Regions from separate parts of the Homo sapiens genome. Here region 2 is linked to region 1. A link is an interaction called in ENCODE POLR2A ChIA-PET data of the cell type or tissue named here. Cell type or tissue: B cell. All regions are shown on one strand. Each heading gives the region's core, and the rest is flanking DNA. Links, peaks and the distances in the headings are about the cores only.

Region 1 (10,713 bases), core at 993-8,992:
GCTTGTCTTAAAATAATGAACACTACAGATAGAAAATATGATATATTGCTGTTATCAATCATTTCTAGATTATAAACTGACTAAACTTACATCAGGGAAAAATTGGTATTTATGCAAAAAAAAATGTTTTTGTCCTTGTGAGTCCATCTAACATCATAATTAATCATGTGGCTGTGAAATTCACAGTAATATGGTTCCCGATGAACAAGTTTACCCAGCCTGCTTTGCTTTACTGCATGAATGAAACTGATGGTTCAATTTCAGAAGTAATGATTAACAGTTATGTGGTCACATGATGTGCATAGAGATAGCTACAGTGTAATAATTTACACTATTTTGTGCTCCAAACAAAACAAAAATCTGTGTAACTGTAAAACATTGAATGAAACTATTTTACCTGAACTAGATTTTATCTGAAAGTAGGTAGAATTTTTGCTATGCTGTAATTTGTTGTATATTCTGGTATTTGAGGTGAGATGGCTGCTCTTTTATTAATGAGACATGAATTGTGTCTCAACAGAAACTAAATGAACATTTCAGAATAAATTATTGCTGTATGTAAACTGTTACTGAAATTGGTATTTGTTTGAAGGGTCTTGTTTCACATTTGTATTAATAATTGTTTAAAATGCCTCTTTTAAAAGCTTATATAAATTTTTTTCTTCAGCTTCTATGCATTAAGAGTAAAATTCCTCTTACTGTAATAAAAACAATTGAAGAAGACTGTTGCCACTTAACCATTCCATGCGTTGGCACTTATCTATTCCTGAAATTTCTTTTATGTGATTAGCTCATCTTGATTTTTAATATTTTTCCACTTAAACTTTTTTTTCTTACTCCACTGGAGCTCAGTAAAAGTAAATTCATGTAATAGCAATGCAAGCAGCCTAGCACAGACTAAGCATTGAGCATAATAGGCCCACATAATTTCCTCTTTCTTAATATTATAGAATTCTGTACTTGAAATTGATTCTTAGACATTGCAGTCTCTTCGAGGCTTTACAGTGTAAACTGTCTTGCCCCTTCATCTTCTTGTTGCAACTGGGTCTGACATGAACACTTTTTATCACCCTGTATGTTAGGGCAAGATCTCAGCAGTGAAGTATAATCAGCACTTTGCCATGCTCAGAAAATTCAAATCACATGGAACTTTAGAGGTAGATTTAATACGATTAAGATATTCAGAAGTATATTTTAGAATCCCTGCCTGTTAAGGAAACTTTATTTGTGGTAGGTACAGTTCTGGGGTACATGTTAAGTGTCCCCTTATACAGTGGAGGGAAGTCTTCCTTCCTGAAGGAAAATAAACTGACACTTATTAACTAAGATAATTTACTTAATATATCTTCCCTGATTTGTTTTAAAAGATCAGAGGGTGACTGATGATACATGCATACATATTTGTTGAATAAATGAAAATTTATTTTTAGTGATAAGATTCATACACTCTGTATTTGGGGAGGGAAAACCTTTTTAAGCATGGTGGGGCACTCAGATAGGAGTGAATACACCTACCTGGTGCCTTGAAAATCACATCAAGTAGTTAATTATCTACCCCTTACCTGTGTTTATAACTTCCAGGTAATGAGAATGATTTTTTTTAAAGCTAAAATGCCAGTAAATAAAAGTGCTATGACTTGAGCTAAGATATTTGACTCCAATGCCTGTACTGTGTCTACTGCACCACTTTGTAAACACTTCAATTTACTATCTTTGAAATGATTGACCTTTAAATTTTTGCCAAATGTTATCTGAAATTGTCTATGAATACCATCTACTTCTGTTGTTTTCCCAGGCTTCCATAAACAATGGAGATACATGCATATAGGTCATACTGGTTTCCTTTCATTTTTTGATTTTCTATTTCTAATTTTCTGAATTACTGCATGCCAGTTGTTGCAAACCACTTCAAGTACTTCTATGGAAAGAGATGGATGTTAGTCAATTAGATAAACTTGCCTTTTAATTCAAATAAGGAAGAAAATATAAATGCTGAAAATGAACATTCCACATGCCAGAAAAGTGGAATTTTTGTAGGCAACACTTGAGTGGGGGGAGACGGGCCAGTCTATACTACCCATTGAAGTAAAGACTGCTGGATGAGGCCCTCTGTTAGAGATAGTGGTTCTGAATTAGTAAAGGGGCAAATCTCAATTCTAATTATAGATGTTCACAGGGTGCTGCTATAATCGATAGCAGGCCAAATATTCCCAGTTTATGCTTGTTAACAAATGGCATACTAAGCCCAGCGTTGGGAATTAGTCAGGAGTTACGATGCCTGTTTAGAGAGGAGTGGGGGAGGGAGAGTTACCTAACGTAAGGCACTTCAAAGGAGTGCGTTGGGATCACCAGGAGTGCTTAACAAGACATAGCTGGGCCATACCCCCAGTTTGATTCAGGATGTTTGGAATGGGGCCTAAGAACTTGCATATCTAACAAGTTCAAAGGTGAGGCTAATGCTGCTGGTCTGGAGACCACACTTTTTGAGAATTACTGCCCTAAGATCACAGTGAAGCTCCTTGAGTGGTTGCCTTCAGCTCTAGCGATTCCTCCCAACAACTGGACCCTTAATCTGACAAAGTATAGCAACAGATAAAAGACTTCCCCTAGGCATAAAAGATTTCAATATTAAGCCATCCAATTTCATAATGCTCATCTCAACTCCTGACAGCAGACAAACTTAGCCAGACATGAACAAACAAGTAATTCTAAAGACAGTGATTATATTTGAAGGATCAGTTAATGTTCCCTTTGAGACTGTCATTATAAAAAGCAGTAACTTCAGCAAAGATCTAATTTGAATTTTCAATAAGATTAAAAGACTATGAAAAGGGAACTTTGAGATGAGAGAAGGTTGATTTCAGATGAAAATATCCAGTTTTTTAATATACAGTGGAAGTGATCAATAATTAGCAAATAAGATATTTGAGGACAACTTTACAGATTACCAGGGTAATGAAAAGGAAGTAATCAAAGATAAGCCCCATAAGGATCAAATAGCACTGTAAGTACAGTAAAATGTTTCTTGATTAAAATATGGATCATGTTGCCACAGGTTAATTACATGAAAGAATGAATCTCTTGCAGAGGATGGGAGCCAGTTGCACAATATCTGAATATATGTTATCCCAGGGTTTCTTGGAATCTAAGGAAAAAAGCAGAGCACCAGAAATGCAAAAAGTAAATTGCCCATAGTTAAAGGAACATCTGAGTAGTCAGATCATTAAAATTTATGAAACAATTATTTTTCACAAGTCATGGTGGCTGAAATAGAGTGTATAATTTTTTTCCTTTCAAATAAGCGTATTTTCCTCATATTACACTGACTTAAAATTTAAAAATTACTTTGTAATGTTGAAACCTATAGACTGTGGCTCCTGTAAACCCCAGGTCATTTTCCTGCCATTCTTACAACTCTGTCTAAGATCTATAAAAGTATATTCTGCTTTTTGTTAGGCCATTCATGCTTTTTTCAACCTGTACATTCTATGTATATAATATTGTTCTTGGTGCTAAATACACTTTCTTTTATCTGATATTCAGGATAATTCTTTCTCTACATTTGTGACTATCCACTTATTTTCTCGAATAATTAAAAATATTCAACATAATGTATGTTAGTGAAGGTGACCAATGAATATAAAGCAGCATTAGTGAAAAATAACTATTGAAAAAAATGCCAAACATTAACTTCCCTACCTACACCACCTTTTGGAATCCAGACCCTTAGCCTCATTCACTGGTCACTGAACTACGTACCCAGTCTTTCTCCCTGACCTTGGCTATTTGTACCAGAGTTGTATCTGACCTAGAGGAGACTCATCATCAGCTGGTCAGTGACCAGAGACTTGTATAGCACTGCTTGGAAATAAAAAAATGATCAGGCCAATCAATTTGAAATAGTAACAAAGGACATTTCTGGCCGGGTCTTGAGTGCTGGAACTGAAAGAGCACGCACACAGTTAAGGCTCAAATTACTATGACTGGCATCATGAAGCTTAAACTAAGAGGAAGCCACCTAGTGGAGAAAGAGGAAAAGGGAACAGATACTGGGAGGACACATAGTGAGAGAGAGACAAGAATCACAAGCTCAAGACCAGCCTGGGCAACAAAGCGAGACCCTGTCTCTACAAAAAAAAAAAAAAAAAAAAAAATAGGGCCTGATGGTGCATACCTGTAGTCCCAGCTACACAGAGTCTGAGGCGGAAGGATCGCTTGAGGCTGTCAGTTCAAGACTGCAGTGAGCTGTAAGCCCTCCAGCCTGGATGACAAAGCAAGACCCTGTCTCTTAAAAAAAAGAAAAAAAAAATCCTAGGGGTAACATAGTGAGACCTCGTCTCTACAAAAAATTAGCTGGGCATGGGGCTACACGCCTGTAGTCCCAGCTACTCAGGAGGCTGAGGTGAGAGGATCGTTCTCGCCACTGCACTCCAGCCTTGGTGACAAAATAAGAACCTGTCTCAAAAAAAGAGTCCCTAGCTCCTGGAGTCACTCAGTTCCTGCCATTTTTGAGACTTTGTTCTACTTTTCCCGGTTTGGGGAGCACTTGTGAACCTCTCACCCCTCTTTGGTCCTGAAGTAACTTTAACAGAAAACCATATTTAGACATACAGTAAGTTTTAAAATTTCCAAGATAAGACTATAAAAACATCATTGGGGCCGGGAGCGGTGGCTCACGCCTGTAATCCCAACTCTTCGGGAGGCCGAGGCAGGTGGATAAGGAGATCAAGAGATCAAGACCATCCTGGCCAGCATGGTGAAACCCTGTCTCTACTGAAAATAAAAAAATTAGTCGGGTGTGGTGGCGCGCGCCTGTAGTCCCACCTAGTCAGAAGGCTGAGGCAGGAGAATCACTTGAACCCGGGAGGCGGCGGAGGTTGCAGTGAGCCAAGATCTCACCACTGCACTGCAGCCTGGGTGACAGAGCGAGGGAAAAAATAAATAAATAATAAAAAAAATTAAAAAAAAACAATAGGAAGAGAAGAATAGGTTGCCTTAAAAGAAAAAAGTTGGCATCAAATATCTCTGTAATACTAAATGTCAAAGAACAAAACACCACAAAAAATGGAACACAATACATGCGGCATTTGGAGGGAATAGAAATATTACCTAAGAATTCTGAAACCAACCATACTAACATTTCATTTATCAGCCTTTGGGATTCTTGTTATAGTTAAAAACAAGACCTCTAAATGACAAGATGTTTATTTAAAGAATATGAGGTAGCCCACAGGATCTGTATGAGGACTAGAAAATCAGCCTTAGAAACTGATTTTTCTAAGTGGATATTGTTTCACAGTGGAAACAATATCCAAACCATACTGTGAGACTGCAGTAAAGACTTAGATGCTACCCCTAAATGCTGGAATCCTCTGACACCATCGCCATAAAATAAGATTACATGTGGCACTCACTTCACGCTGCTTGCTTCTGAATTGAAGTCTTGCTTGGGTGGACGTGATTGGCAGAGGATGTATTGACATGCCTGTAGCACCTGGGAAAGTTCACTTTTTTGTTTCTCCATTGAGGCTGGATTCATAAAAATGAATTTCTCAAATCTATGAGTGACACTGCAAAAGTGCTTGGGAGCCAGAAACCATGACGTATTTCTACTACAGTATTCCAGCTGCCCCAGTAATTAAGATAAATGGAAAGGTATTAAGATTGAGCAATGAAATATTTAAACTTGAATAAATGTATAAATAATGTTGTTAACCTGATAATGAATCTCAATGTGAATGTTTAAATAACTCACAGAGAAACAATGAAATGCTTAGTAATTTAAATCATCTTAAATTCAAGATTATTCAACCCAGACGGGGAAATAAGGGTTAGAAGGAAAGGAAGAGGTTAAAACACACTGTTTTGAATTTTATGTAGGCAGTGTCAATAGATACTATTTTATTTTTAACTTAGAAAAAATACAAATTCAATTTTTAAGTTTAGTGGTCATGTCAATGTTTAAAAAAAGTATACTACTTTTTCCAGTTTGGGGAACACTTGTGAACTTCTAACCCCTCTTTGTTCCTAAAGTAACTTGAAACTAACAGAAAATCTTATTTAAGTAAAATTTTCCCTCCAAATCACTAGCTGAAAGATAACAGCTAAATTAGCCACAGTGAAGCATAAAATGACGGAATAAGAGTAATAAATGTATTAAACACATAAAATAGCCACTATCAGATTGGATAAAATGAAATCTCCCAACTATATCCCACTAACAAAACAGTCTAAATGATTCAGAATGGATACAATAAAAAGTACAACCACCTTGCAGAGGCAAATGCAAAGAAAACAGTAAAGGCAAATTTATGACAGTATAGTTCTCGATAAAAGGCATCAAACATGAAACATGATGACAACATTTGGTACTATAAATAATAACTTTTCCTTTTGTTTTGCACAGACTAATTCATCTGTAAAGCACTGGCAGCCTCATTGTTACCATGGTTTTTGTTAATTTCTCTTTGCATTTGTAATTTGTTGTTGTTGCCCAAACAACAGTCTCACTCTGTTGCCCAGGCTAGAGTGCAGTGGTGGGATCTCAGCTCACTGCAACCTCTGTCTCCCAGGTTCAAGTGATTCTCCTGCCTCAGCCTCCTGAGTAGCTGGGATTACAGGCATCCACCAACACACCCAGCTAATCTTTTGTATTTTTAGTAGAGACAGGGTTTTACCATTTTGGTCAGGCTGGTCTCAAACTCCTGAGCTTAGGTGATCCGCCCACCTTGGCCTCCCAAAGTGCTGGGATTACAGGCGTGAGCCACTGCGCCCGGCCTGTAATTTTGTTTCATACATTTGCTACCAAGGAGCAGTTATTATTTAAAAACTACAACTTCTGAGCTGGGCATGGTGGCTCATGCCTGTAATCCTAGCATTTAGGGAGGCCAAGGCAGGAGGATTGCTTGAGCCGAGGAGTTCAAGACCAGCTTGGGCAACATAGTGAGACCCCTGTCTCTATTTTAAAAATAATAGCCAGGCGCGGTGACTCACACCTGTAATCCCAGCACTTTGGGAGGCCGAGGGGGACAGATCACCTGAGGTCGGGAGTTCAAGGCCAGCCTGACCAACACGGAGAAACCCCGTCTCTCCTAAAAATACAAAATTAGCTGGGCGTGGTGGCCTATGCCTGTAATCCCAGCTACTCGGGAGGCTGAGGCAGGAGAATCACTTGAACCCAGGAGGTGGAGGTTGCAGTGAGCCGAGATCACATCATTGCACTCCAGCCTGGGCAACAAGAGTGACATTCGGTCTCAAAAAAAGTAAAATAAAATAAAAATAATAAAACCACAACTTCCTTTTAAAAAGGTGGATTCTGTGAAAGGACGTTTCTCAGAGGATCCTTTTCTTTAGCTGAGGACCTTTATGAGTTTGAAATCTGAAAAGCCAAGCCTGGAGTGAGTTGGGAGGAGAGTTAGAGAAAATTTAATAGGTTTGCTTAAGAGAGGTGAGAATCTGGAATTCTTGGGGTAGTCCAGGAATGGGAGGCTGAGGAGGAGAGATGGGAGAGAACAAAGGGAAAGAGGAGAAAGCAAAATATGGAGAGGTCAAGGTTCTAGGTGAAGTAATATGCCCATGATGCAGTGGCTAAAATGATTCAAGAAAGAGAGGTACATTATTTTAGTTGGAACCCTAGGTTCTTTGCAAAATCTCTATTCCAGTGTTAACGTATTCACTTGTTTTTAATTTTCAGGGTCTTTTCTTTACAATTGTAATTAGCTTCACCATCATAGTAACTATAATTATTTAAATCTAAGTATAAATTAGATTTCAGTATTCAGCACTGTTCTATATTACATGACTTTGATTTTCTTCAATTCTGTATGTTAATTTGGCTTAGCTGGAGTATTTCCTCAAATGATTATTATCTTTTCAGAAAAGCTAAATTAGGGTACTGTCTAAATCCATACTCGTTTTCAAATTGTTTTATTTTGCCCTCACACAAGGATAATTTGGGTCACAATTTTGGTCACAATTCTTTTTCTCAGAACTTTTAGATTTTAGCATTTACTACTGCTAAGAAGTTCCAGTATCATTCTGGGTTTCTTCCAATATAGATAACTTTTATTTCCTACTTGAGTGTTTATAGGGTTTTATTTTAAGCCCTTCAATAAAGAAATTTTACTAGCGTTAAGTCCAGCTGTTTGTCTTTTTTCCCATAACTCTTTTAATCCTGAATCTTTTCAATCTTGAGCCTTCAAGCAAATGTTCACATGTTCTTTCTTTTACTGTTACTTCCCCTCCATCACTTCTTTTCTCTCACTTTGCTGCATAAGAAATCAAGCCATAATATAAGGAATTTGGACCAGGCGTGAGGGGTCACGCCTGTAATCCCAGCACTTTAGTAGGCCGAGGCAGGTGGAACACGAGGTCAGGAGATCAAGACCATCCTGGCCAACATGGTGAAACCCTGTCTCTACTAAAAATACAAAAATTAGCTGGGTGTGGTGGCATATGCCTGTAGTCCCAGCTACTTGGGAGGCTGAGGCAGGAGAATTGCTTGAACTGGAGAGACAGAGGCTGCAGTGAGCTGAGATCACGCCACTGCCCTGCAGCCTGGATGACAGAGCGAGACTCTGTCTCAAAAAAAAAAAAAAAATGTAGTGGATACTGGGTCCAAATCAACTGTATCCACCAAAATGGCCCTTGTTATCAGAAACTGGGCAGTGCCTAAGTGGGGACTCTACTCTCAGGAGTTCTTGATGTCCAGAAGTTGCACTGCATTCCCCTAGATGTGGCAAGAACACCTGTCCTCCACTTTGGTATTAACATTTTCCCATAAGATTACCAAACCAGTACTGTTTGTGTTCAAATGCCTTAAGGTATTTTTAATGAAATAGTTTCATTAAAACAGATTTTAATGATAGCCTATTCTCCTAACTCAAAATATAGATATGAATCCTCCAGGGTCTGGATATGGAACACATACAAATCTTAGTGACAAACACCATGTTGTGCTCTGACAGTTTTCCCCCAGATGGTGACAGTTTTGTCATTGGGTCAAGCTGGTCTTCATAACTCTTAGTTGTTCTAGGGTAAATTCTGTGTTCTGTGGAATTGACTTCTGACAGAATGGTAGAACATATTTCCAAAAATGGCACACTATCTCCCATTCCACGTGCTTTTTTTACAGTACAAATCTATTGCCCCTCCTTTGAATCTGAGTTGGTCCTGTGATTGCTTTGACCAATAGGATGTGGAGAAAATGATCTTCTGGGACTTCCAAGACCAGGCATTAAAAAAGCCTAGCAGCTTCTACTTTGCCATCTGCAGGAAACTTGTTAAAACTGTAATGAAGACTTTTCTCAAGACTTTGGCAATTGGGGTATTGCAATAGGGGAAAGGGATTAGCAGCTAGAGATTTATAGCCAAAGGGGTAAGTGGATGGAAAATTGCTAAGGGAAGACATCAAGGATAGGGTGATCCTTGCTAACCTGACTTAACAGGTTCTTGCTGTAAGCAGGCCAAAGCCTTTTACATTAAAGGTGGGGGATGAGAAATCTGATTAGATTTCAAGGGTAGGGAAATTCTCACTAAACTTAGCAGGATTCTTGCTAAAACTAGGTTGGGCTAGACAGGTCAAAGAGAAGACTGGGGCCAAGGTCGAGACCTAGTTGAGAAGAGGATTCAGAGGAGACTGTTTAATGTTTGGTCAAGGAGAGAGTCTTTATCAAAGCCCAATCTAACCATATGGAGATGCCACACCACATGGAGATAGAGATATCCAACCAGCCTTCAGCTGTTCAAGCCATCCCAACTGAGGCAGACATAAACATAAAGTCATTGTGGACTTTCTAGCCCCAGCAGATGCCACATAAAACAGAGACAAGCTGGTCCTGTTTATCTACCCTACCCAAACTGCACTTTCATGAGCAAATAAATTTTTGTTGTTGTTTTAAAGCAGTAAGTTTTAGAGTGCTTTGTTACACAGCAACAGACAAGTGAGACAGGCAGCCATCCCCATTAGCTAACCAAATATGCCCAAGCGTGCCATGAATTTCCCAATAGACTCAACTCAAGCTCAGTCTGGGGTGATCCTGCTATGGCTGTATGCATATGAGTCTCACTCTTAGACCTGTGAGCAACTTGAACTAGATTCTTCATGTTAGGCTTTTGAAAGTTTAATTATAATGTGTCTTAATGTGGGTTTTTTTTTTTAGTTAATCTTACTTGGAGTTCACTGAGCTTCCTGGATGTTTATATTAATATCTTTCAACAAATTTGAGAATTTTTCAGCCATTATTTCTTCAAATATTCTTGCTGTCCTTTCTGTCTCTCTTCTCCTTCTAAAACTCCCACAATGTGTATATTGGTCCACTTGATGGTGTTCCAACAGGTCCCTTAGAATTTGTTTGCTTTTCTTATTTTTTTTTCTTTTGGTTCCTCAGACTCAGTAATTTCCATTATCTTCAAGTTTGCTCATTCTTCTGTCCGTTCAAAACTGCCTCTGACTCCCTCTAGTGAATTTTTCATTTTAGTTGCTGTATTTTTTCACCTTCAGAATTTCTTTTTTGTCTTCTTTTTAGATTTTCTGTCTCTTTATTGTTATTTCCATTTTGTAAATACATGGTTTCCTCAACTTTCTCCACATCCTCCTTTAGTTCTTTGAGCCTCCTTAAGACAGTTGTTTTAAAGTCTCTATCTAGTAGATCTACCATCAGATCTTTTTCAGAAATAGTTTCTGTCGATATCTTTTATTTACTTTTTCTCTTT
Region 2 (10,713 bases), core at 1,679-9,678, 690 kb after region 1:
AGTTTAAAAAAAAAAATCCTAGGGGCCAGCACATGTATGAAAAGATGTTTTCTTTTACTCACAGTTTAAAAAATGAAAATAAAAACAGTTATATTTTTTAACTATAAGATTGGCAGAAATTAAAAAATTGATGGTACCAAGTATTTGTATGGGTGTTGGAAGGCAGCTCTTCTGCTTTGTTGGTAGGAGTATAAATTGTTTTGGGGAGCAATTTGATAATTTTTTTACTCTAAATTAAAAATTTATTTACTCCATGACTCAGCATTTTCACTACTAGTGATTTCACTGCTACTACATATATCTTTCTAAAACTCTGGAGATAGGTGTTTACTGCAGTGTTGTTTATAATATCAAGCAACAACATCAATAACAAACCTAGAAAACTGGAAATTACTTAAATGTTTAATCATTTGTTAAATTATAGCATATCCATGAGATGGAATATGCAGCTGTTAAAATGGGCTAGGTAGATCTGGTATGTTATGTGAAAACTGCAAATTACGGACATTAAGTACAGTCATCACTTTGCATGGATAAAAATCATGCTTATATACACAAATATTCTGGGTTGTGTAAAACTTTTTTTTTCTTGAAAGATTTCATAAGTAACAGTAGTTACTTTTTTGGAGAAGATATAAGGGCATTGGTGGCAGGGAGTAGGTAAGATTTTGATTTTAAATCGTTCCAACCTGTTTGAATTTTATTTATAAAAAGGTATCTACAATCCTGGATTATAGACTATTTTTGTTTTTTAACGCTTTTCATTATTTAAAAAATCCCAGTGGAATTTTAATTTTTATTTTATTGACTTTATGGAATAATTTGGGGAGAAGTTAACATTTTTACAGCATTGATTATCCCCATCCATGAATATGGCATATTTTCTTTATATATTCAGGTCTTCTTTTATGTTTTTCCAGTAGCATTTTATAATCTTCATGTAAACCTTAAATATTCCTGGATATATTTGATTTTAGATATTTTAGCTTTAGTTTCTATTGTGAGCAAGATCTTTTCAAATTACATTTTTTAGCTGATTACTAGTTACATGAATGTTGTTGATTTTATGATTATATTTGGACTTGTTATAGAACTTCAATTCTAGTGGTTTTTCAGTTGATTCACTTAGATTTTTTGTATTATGTGATCATGTCATCTTACAGTTTTTAAAACTTTTGTTTCAGATTCCTCAGTTCCTTTTAGATGATTGCTTTAAAAATGGTATCCCCTGCCGTATATTTTGTACTCAACCAAGACGATTGGCAGCTATCGCTGTGGCTGAAAGAGTTGCCGCAGAGAGACGGGAAAGGATTGGTCAAACAATTGGTTATCAGATCCGATTAGAAAGCAGGTAAAAACAGTTCTCATGTATCTTCTCTTTTATCATGCTTAAAAAAGACTATGTATATTTCACTAAAAATAGAGGATGTGTTCGTTGAAAAGTTAGGTGATCATTTTGCTCCAAGTAAGTCTACATCAAGATATTAAAGTCATGTCTAAATCTAGAGTAGTATTGAATGAAGAGTTTGAAAAAGACTTTGAACCATAGATAAAAATTCCATTTCAGGCGGGACGCGGTGGCTCATGCCTGTAGTCCCAGTACTTTGGGAGGCCGAGGCGGGTGGATCACCTGCGGTCAGGAGTTCGAGACCAGCCTGACCAACATGGAGAAACCCTGTCTCTACTAAAAAAAAAAAATACAAAATTATCCGGGCTTGGTGGTGCATGCCTGTAATCCCAGCTACTCGGGAGGCTGAGGCAGGAGAATCGTTTGAACCCGGAAGGCGGAGGTTGTGGTGAGCTGAGATCGCACCATGGCACTCCAGCCTGGGCAACAAGAGCGAAACCGTCTCAAAAAAAAAAAAAAATTCCGTTTCCTAGTTTCATGATCATAGTTATTTTACCTCTTTGAGCCTCAGTGTTCTTATCTATAAAATGAGTCAAAGAAAAGCATCTAGAGTACAGGTTTGATGTGAAGTTTATAGTGAACACTCAATAACTGTTAGTGAATTTATTATCAGTAGTAGTATAAATTGAGCATCTTAAATCCAAAAATCTGAAATCCAAGATGCTAAAAAATCTAAAACTTTTTGAGTGCCAACATGACACTCAAAGGAAATGTTCATCAGAGGATTCTGGATTTACGATTTTCAGATTTGGGATGCTCAACTGGAGGTATTCTAAAATCTGGAAAAATCTGAAACCTAAAACCCTTTCTGTCTCGAGCATTTTGGATAAGGAATACTCAGTATATGTAGTATTAGTAATGCCTTCTTGACAAGTAGTACTTTTTTTATTCTCAGTGGTGATTAAAAAATCTGATTCCATTTGTAACATACTTTAGCTGCAAGCAAAAAGTATTTAAGGTTTTGTTTTGTTTTTAGAGCAGCTTAGGTTCTTTAACAAAATACATCATTTAATATAAAAGGCTATTGTCAGGCAGTCTCACATAACTGCAAAACCTCATAGCTTTACTAATAAACTGTACATACCGGTACACTATTAGTAATATTTATTAAAATGTGTACGAGGCCAGCATTTAATGTGATTATATTTTAGTTACATGAAAAACTTGCAATTGTGCACTTTGTTTTGCTTTTTTTTTAAAAGGGTTTCTCCAAAGACACTTCTGACATTTTGTACTAATGGGGTATTGCTTCGTACATTGATGGCAGGAGATAGTACGTTGTCGACTGTGACACATGTTATCGTGGTAAGAATATTGCTGAATTTGTCATATGTAACTCAGATTGCTTAAAATTTAAATACATATGCCGTTTCAGGATAGTCTCAAAAAATTTAAATACATAATTACATTTTTGGAATAGGGTAGAAAAGAGAACCAACTTATTCTTTTGAACAGGCTGTAATGATCAATTTATTTTTTGTCTATAATTATTAGAAATATTTTGTATTACAAAAATAATAAAGCCATTAGGCTTTATTGAGGGAAAATAAAATAAGCAGGTAGTTTTAAAAAATGTGCTTTTCATATATGAAAATGATGCATGCACTTAGAGTTCTCAAAAAAAAGGGAGATTTCTTTTATCTCTATACTTGGTTGTTTGATCCCTTCATTAATATCATATATTTCCCAATGATAGGGGTATACTAATAAACTCCATGATTAAGCTGCTAAATTAACTAACTGCTGATGAACTAAGTTGATGAGTTTACCCCTTTGTTAAGGAATTCTAAGCTTTTACCTAGTTTGTGTCAAAAAAAATTAGATTAAGTTTTATAAACTTGGAATAAGCAGCTTTTAGAAACTTACCCAAACCAAAGGATGCACTTCATAAGCTCTGATGCTAAAAGAAACGTATTTACATAGATTTTTTATGTATTAAAAGCACATTAAATTGGACTTTACTTATAATTTTTTGTAGTTTTATATTTTGTGGGAAAAAAGGGCAATATAGACAGCTCTCTGTATCTGTGGGTTCCATGACTATGGATTCAAACAACTGCAGGTTGAAAACATTTAAAGAAATATTGTGTGTCTGTTGAACATGTACAGACTTTTCTTGTTGTTATTCCCTAAAGAATACAGTGTAACTATTTACCTAGCATTACACTGTACTAGGTAATATAGGTAGTCTAGAGATGATTTAAAGTATATGGAAGGATTTGCATAGGATATGTGCAAATACTATGCCATTTTTTTTTTTAATCAGGGACTTGAGCATCCATGAATTTTGGCATGGGGGAAGGCCCTGGAACCATTCACCCACAGATGCCAGGGGACAACTTTACTTTGTCATCTGCATTTCATTGTTAATGTCTAATTATTTCTGAAATTCCTGTAATACAAAATTTTCATGAATATTGATTGGCCTTGTCCACATTTAATTTGAATTAGTGTAAAACCCAGTGGTGCCATTGTTTTTAAAGACTTAGTCATCAATAATGTTTTAACTGTTCCATGGTTTTATTTCTGTTTACTATAGGATGAAGTGCATGAAAGGGATCGATTTAGTGATTTTTTACTTACAAAGTTAAGAGATTTGTTGCAAAAGCACCCAACTTTGAAACTAATTCTTTCTAGTGCTGCCTTGGATGTAAATCTCTTTATAAGATATTTTGGAAGTTGTCCAGTGATATATAGTAAGTTAAATTGTCAGATTTCTTCTATAATTTTTATGAAAGAACACTTTTGGACATTATTTATCCTAACAGAAACTGGGGAATGTTCTGAAGTAGAGGCCATCTATTACCGTTCCACCTGAGATAGGCTTAATTGTCACTTCTTTCTGTTTTCAACTTCTCCTTTTCTATCAACAGCTCTTTGGTATTGTGTAGTGAGCCTAATTCTCTTACCTTAAAAGGAAATATGCTTTATTTTCACTTTGTGTTCCTTCTTAAATTGTCCTATAACTATTTCCCTTTATTGGTAGATATCTTTGAAAAGTAGTCTATACTCCCATGTTTTACTTCACATTCACTTCTGAAAATGCTAAAACAACTTTTGCCCTTGTCCTTTATTAAAAACGGATTTTGCCACCAGTCTTTAAAAAAATGATAAATTCCTCTTCAAAAAATACAAAAGTTAGGCCGGGCGTGGGGGCTCACGCCTGTAATCCCAGCACTTTGGGAGGCCAAGGCAGGTGGATCACGAGTTCAGGAGATGGAGACCATCCTGGCTAACACAGTGAAACCCTGTCTCTACTAAAAATACAAAAAATTAGCCAGGCGTGGTGGCACGCACTTGCAGTCCCAGCTACTCGGGAGGCTAAGGCAGGAGAATGGCGTGAACCCAGGAGGCGGAGCTTGCAGTGAGCTGAGATTGTGCCACTGCACTCCAGCCTGGGTGACAGAGCAAGACTCCGTCTCAAAAAAAATAAATAAATAAAAATACAAAAGTTCTGTTTACTTCAGTGAAATAATACAAAAATATATATAGAAAAAGTTCACAATTGCCCCTATCCTTGTTCCATGTCCTACTTTTCTGATTTATGGATGTTAACAGTGTTATATATATTCGTTTTTACTTAATGTAAGAACACAAATGTATGCAAATATATACGTATTTATAACATTTACAAAAATTGGCTTTATGGATTTATGATTTATGGATGTTAACAGTGTTTTATATATATTTGTTCTTCATCTTCACAAAAATGTATGCAAATATATACACATTTATAACGTTTACAAAAATTGGTTTTATAAACATGAGCACATGGCTAATACATTATTTGCAATTTGCTTTATCATGAACAGTTTTCCAGTTTAGTAACCCTGGATCTAGTTCTTTATTTTAAGCACCTGCATAATAAAGTATTTCATAATATTGATGTACTATATTTATTTTACCATTTCTTTATTTTTGGATATTCAAGTTGGTTCTAGATCCCCCGCCTCGCCCCTGCCAACAATGTTATAATGAACATCCTTTTATGTATATCCTGATGTACTGGATTTCTAGGGATAGATTTCTGAAAGTGAATTTGCTAAATAAGAGTATATCTATTTTTAATTTTAACAGCTTTTGCCATTTTACTTTTCAAAAGGCTGAAATGATTTACATTTCTGAAGTGTATAAGGCTATTTATTTGAATTTTTACCGGTGTCGTTTGACATTAACCTAATTGCCAATCTGATATTCAAATTTTAGGCAAAAATCTTACTTAACTTTTCTGTGGTATGTTTTATGGTTGGCTCTCTCTCTTTTTTTTTTTTTTTTTTGTGAAATGCTCAGATGCTGTAGTTTGTTTGATAACATTGCTGCTTGCTAAACCTCATTCTTCATTATATCCCATGCTTTCTCAGTCTCCCCTGTGGGCTTCTCTTCTTTTACATGATGCTTAAATAGTGGTATTCTCTAGAATTATTCCCTTGATCCGTTTCCTTTTTTTTTTTTCTGTTCGTTCCGTCTTCCTTCCTTCCTTTCCCACTATTCCCATCCTCTTGTTTCCTGCCCTATGCTATACTCTACTAGGTATTGGAGATGCATAGTTTTCCTGGAAGCTCTCATTCATGCCCTGGGCTTCTATTTTTTCTTTTATACTGATGACTTCTGAATCTTTATTTTCAGTTGTTCTCCAGAGCTTTGGATTTAGATATTTCTAGTATGCCCCAAACTGAATACTTCATCTCTTTTGCAAAACCCTTTTCTCTTCTTGTGTTACCTGTCTTAGTTAATCATACTACTATTGACCTAATCACCTGAATCACAAACCTATAAGTTCTTAACTCCTTGTAATAATCTTGGGTGATCAGGGACATCAGATCTGTACATATGCTAATCGAAAGCTCATTTTTCATTTTACATGCCTAAAACCAAACCCCATTTCCCACCAGCAAACCTGTTCTTTTCAGGTTTCTTTGTTACCTCAGAGAATGACATTATCATTCAGATTTGCAAGCCAGACATCAAAGGACTATATTTGACACTTTATTTTTTTTCCATATCCAATATAATGCTGAGTTCTACGGATTTTACCTCCCGCCTAGCTCTAGAATTTGTCTGCTTCTTTTTTGGTTTTCACTATTATTAATCTCATTCAGGTTAACCTGAACTATTGCAGTAGCTGCTACTTGGCTTGACGTAGCATTCTGCTGTCTTTAAATCCATTCTCCATATTGCAGTCAGAGTGGTCTTCTTTGAAGTAGAATTCTGATGATGTCAAGCACTTTACTGAGCTTAAATCTTTGAATGACTTTTACCTCAGGATAAAGACATAAACCCTTAGTAAGACTTATCTTTTCCTCTTACCTCATCTTGAACGATATCCCTCTCCATTCCCACACTCCCACCATTTTTCAAGTAAGTTAGCCTTTTAGTTCCTTGAAACACCTTTAGGTCCTTGAAACTCCTTTCTAGCACAGGGACTTTGCACATGCTGTTTTTCATCATCATTATACACTTTTTATTCTTTTCATATGGCTTTGTTATTTTGTTTATCTTCTTGTTTCTCATTTTCTTAGTGAGGATACTTTCTTGATGTTGTCAAATCCCCCGTTACATACTGTCATGGTGTCTTGTACTTGTATCTCAGGACTCTTCACAACTCTATATTTACCTTCATATTCTGGATTTTTGGATTGATTTCTGTCTCTTCCACTAGCTTGCCTCCAGGGAACAGGAAATAGCTCTGTTTCCTCTTACAATTTCTACTTATAATACAAATGATATTGATGCCAGACACATGATAAGTAGGTAGTAAACACTAGAGGAAAAAACCCAAGCACACAAACAGTTGTCTAATAGTTGTTTGTAAGTCAAAGTTATAGTTAAAGGACAATATTATAAGAGTCACTTGAACTATGAAATTGCTTTTGGATATTATACTGAGATTCATTAACTTGGGATTTTCATGTTTTTATGTGAATTTTCTCCAAGATGCAAGTTGAGTATTTAATTTTTTTTTATTATTTAGTACAGGGAAGACCATTTGAAGTAAAAGAAATGTTTCTGGAAGATATTTTAAGAACAACTGGATATACAAACAAAGAAATGTTAAAATATAAAAAGGAAAAACAGCAAGGTAAATTTTTTAATAAAAGAAATATAAAAGAAATTACTATTGATAATGACTTTGGAGTACTCCATCCTTACATTGTGGAGGTACAAGGACACTTGAAAGTGTTTTTCTCTTGTATATAATTGTATAACCTTATATTGGAATATTGTCCCAAATATTCCTTTGCTTTCTGGTTTGTGTCCAGAAGTTATAATCTGTGGAGAGAAACTGAAAGTGGGTGCCAGAGTTGAGGAGGTGTCTATATCCAAACATTCAGCCACCTTTTAAGGAGATAGAAGAATATATGCTGGCTGCCCACAGCATATCTCATAGGGAAGGACTGGGAAGTGAATGGGAGGGAGTGAAAAAAGTAGTATGTGATTAATAACAAACTTTGATAAAAATGTTGAGTTTTCCAAATCTTGATGATGTTACAGGATTTCATTGATACTTTGAATTTAGCATTATTTTCCTGTTAATACGTCTCTTGTAATGACATATTTCAGCTTTTGAATTAGGGTTCAGATTTCTTTTTCTTAATTTTAACTTCATTATTCATCATAGAAGACTTGGCTTCAAGCTTTGATACCTTGTTTATTCTGTATGCCCTTGGACAAAAATCTGAACTCCTTTGGATTTTCCCCTTGAAAAATGTAATCAGCAATGCTGATTTCATTGGGAAGCACTGAATTACTGATATGTAAGTTGTAAAACTCCTAGATCTTGAAACTTAAAAAAAAAAATTAAAAAAAAATTTTTTTAGAGACAGGTTCTTGTTCTATTACTCAGGCTGGAGTGCATTGGTGCAATCATGGCTCACTGCAGCCTCGACCTCCTCATCTCAAGGGATCCTCCCACCTCAGCCTCTTGAGATGTAGACCACTGTGCCCAACTAATTTTTAAAATATTTTGTAGATACGCAGTCTAGTTACATCGCCCAGGCTGGTCTTGAACTCCTGGCCTCAAGCAATCCTCTTGCCTCAGTGTCCTAAAGTGGAACTACAGGCATGAGCCACCATGTCCAGCTGAAACATTTGAAGATGAAAATTATATATAATTGTATCTCAGAAAACTAGCGTGGTGGTAGAACTTCAACAAATGGTTTTCTACAAAGTGCTGTATGAATATTGGTCATTGATTTAAACAATAGTTATAACATGGATAAAAATACTCTTAATTCTGGACTTACTTAGAAGTAAACTTATTAGTAGGACTTGGAACAATAGGTGAATGCATGAATGTATTAGCCCATTTTCACACTGCTGTAAAGATACTACCTGAGACTTGGAAATTTATAAAGAAAAGAGGTTTAATTCACTCACAGTTCTGCATGGCTGGGGAGGCCTCAGGAAACTTAGTCATGATGGAAGGCAAAGGGGAAGCAAGGACCTTCTTTACATGGCAGCAAGAGAGAGAAGTGCAAGCAAGGGAAATACCAGATGCTTATAAAACCATCAGATCTCGTGAGAACTCACTATCATGAGAACAGCATGGGGGAAACTGCCCCCATGATCCAATCACCTCCCACCAGGTCTTTCCCTCAACACCTGCGAATTATAATTCAAGATGAGATGTGGGTGGAGACATAAAGCCTAACCATATCAATGAAGTTTTCAAGCAGTTTCATGTGTCTTTTTGTTTCAGCATAACACATTTTTATTGAATATTCTTAATATATTTTTTAAAAGTAACTACAGAATAAGACCAACTTTTAAGAGATACCAGATTCCCATAATTTATTTAAACAAAGGAATACATTTCAAAAAGGAAATGATTTGTCTACATATTCTTTCTTTGATAATTAATTTAGAAGAGAAACAACAAACCACACTTACAGAATGGTACTCAGCTCAAGAAAATAGTTTCAAGCCTGAATCTCAGAGGCAGAGAACTGTTCTAAATGTGACTGATGAGTATGACTTACTGGATGATGGTGGTGATGCTGTCTTCAGTCAGCTGGTATGACCTCCCTGGTTTCCCACTCATATTTTGTGTGAAAATTGTGTAGGTTAAAGAACATTTTATGAGCTTATAATTTTTTTTTTTTTTTTTGAGATGGAGTCTGGCTCTGTGGCCCAGGCTGGAGTGGAGTGGCGTGATCTCGGCTCACTGCAAGCTCCGCGTTCCGGGTTCACGCCATTCTCCTGCCTCAGCCTCCCAAGTAGCTGGGACTATAGGCGCCCGCCACCATGTCCAGCTAAATTTTTGTATTTTTAGTAGAGACGGGATTTCACTGTGTTAGCCAGGGTGGTCTTGATCTCCTGATCTCGTGATCCACCCGCCTCGGCCTCCCAAAGTGCTGGGATTACAGGAGTGAGCCACTGCACCCAGCCAAGAGATTGTAATTTTTTACTGCATAATTGAATGGTAATTCTCTTGGTTTATTTTAGACCACAACCAATTTTTCAGAGCAACTTTCTACTCTTTAAAAAAATAATTTACCCTTTTTTTGAGCATGTGATAGTATGTAATGCAGATATGTTTGCAGTTTTCTACTAGTGTTTAAAGTTGTAATGTATCCAAATGAACTGTACATGAGTTTTTAAAAATACTTTTAAAGAATATTTAAAAATTGGTAATAAAAATTGTTATTTAACATCTTTATAGATATGCACGCTAAATATACTATATATATAATGATATATATCCTATATGTTTATAGGATTATAACACATGCTATATAAAAAAACATATAGTATAGACTTATTTGGGTCATGGAACAGCATTTTGACCATGTATATTTGTGGTTCTTAAGACTGGCTGTATATTTTGTCACCTGAGGAGCTTTTAAAGCCCTATGGAATCTAGCACCCTACCAACAAGAGATTCTGATGCACTTGCTCTGGGGTGGGACCTGGCATCAGTATTAAAAAGCTCCAGGTGATACTTCCCTTGATGTGCAGTTGGGAGAGAGAACTACTGATCTGTATGTGCATTTAACAACATCATATTGGAAGCACAATTAACATCGTGACTAGATCATAGTCCTTTGTTGACAAACTCATTCTCAGATAAAAGTTGAGTATAAGGACTAGATACTGTATTGTGAGTGATAATGTTTGTGATGAAAGGAGAAATTTTTTATGTCAAAGCATTTGCTATATTATCATAGGATTAGTAGTCCTGATGGCCATTGTGGCCATCTTATGTTCTTTGCAAGCAAATGTTAGGTAATTTATGATAATTTATGATTTTTACTGTTTTTTGTAGACTGAAAAAGATGTGAATTGCCTTGAACCATGGTTAATAA

The links. Peaks named below come from ENCODE experiments on the same cell type or tissue, not always from the same donor. Only the 100,000 strongest peaks of a DNase experiment are listed, where the experiment ranks them.
Region 2: POLR2A ChIA-PET joins it to region 1 with 5 read pairs; 3 of 35 experiments call an interaction of 5 or more read pairs at or near these places.

Annotation. Positions count from the first base shown.
Region 1 is chr5:112,844,417-112,855,129 of GRCh38, forward strand. APC (APC regulator of Wnt signaling pathway) reads left to right here. Exons shown (of 16, transcript NM_000038.6): 16 at 1-1,823. Among named protein-coding and RNA genes, the nearest start is that of SRP19, 12 kb to the right of the region's middle. In B cell, for the core only: CTCF peaks have their summits at 4,014 (motif pointing left) and 4,214; a DNase peak (open chromatin) is centred at 4,025.
Region 2 is chr5:113,531,695-113,542,407 of GRCh38, forward strand. It overlaps YTHDC2 (YTH N6-methyladenosine RNA binding protein C2), which reads left to right. Exons shown (of 30, transcript NM_022828.5): 5 at 1,185-1,351; 6 at 2,611-2,713; 7 at 3,948-4,104; 8 at 7,380-7,487; 9 at 9,274-9,422; 10 at 10,674-10,713. Among named protein-coding and RNA genes, the nearest start is that of YTHDC2, 23 kb to the left of the region's middle. In B cell, for the core only: no CTCF peak of the experiment used is centred there; no DNase peak of the experiment used is centred there; H3K27ac peaks cover 320 bases.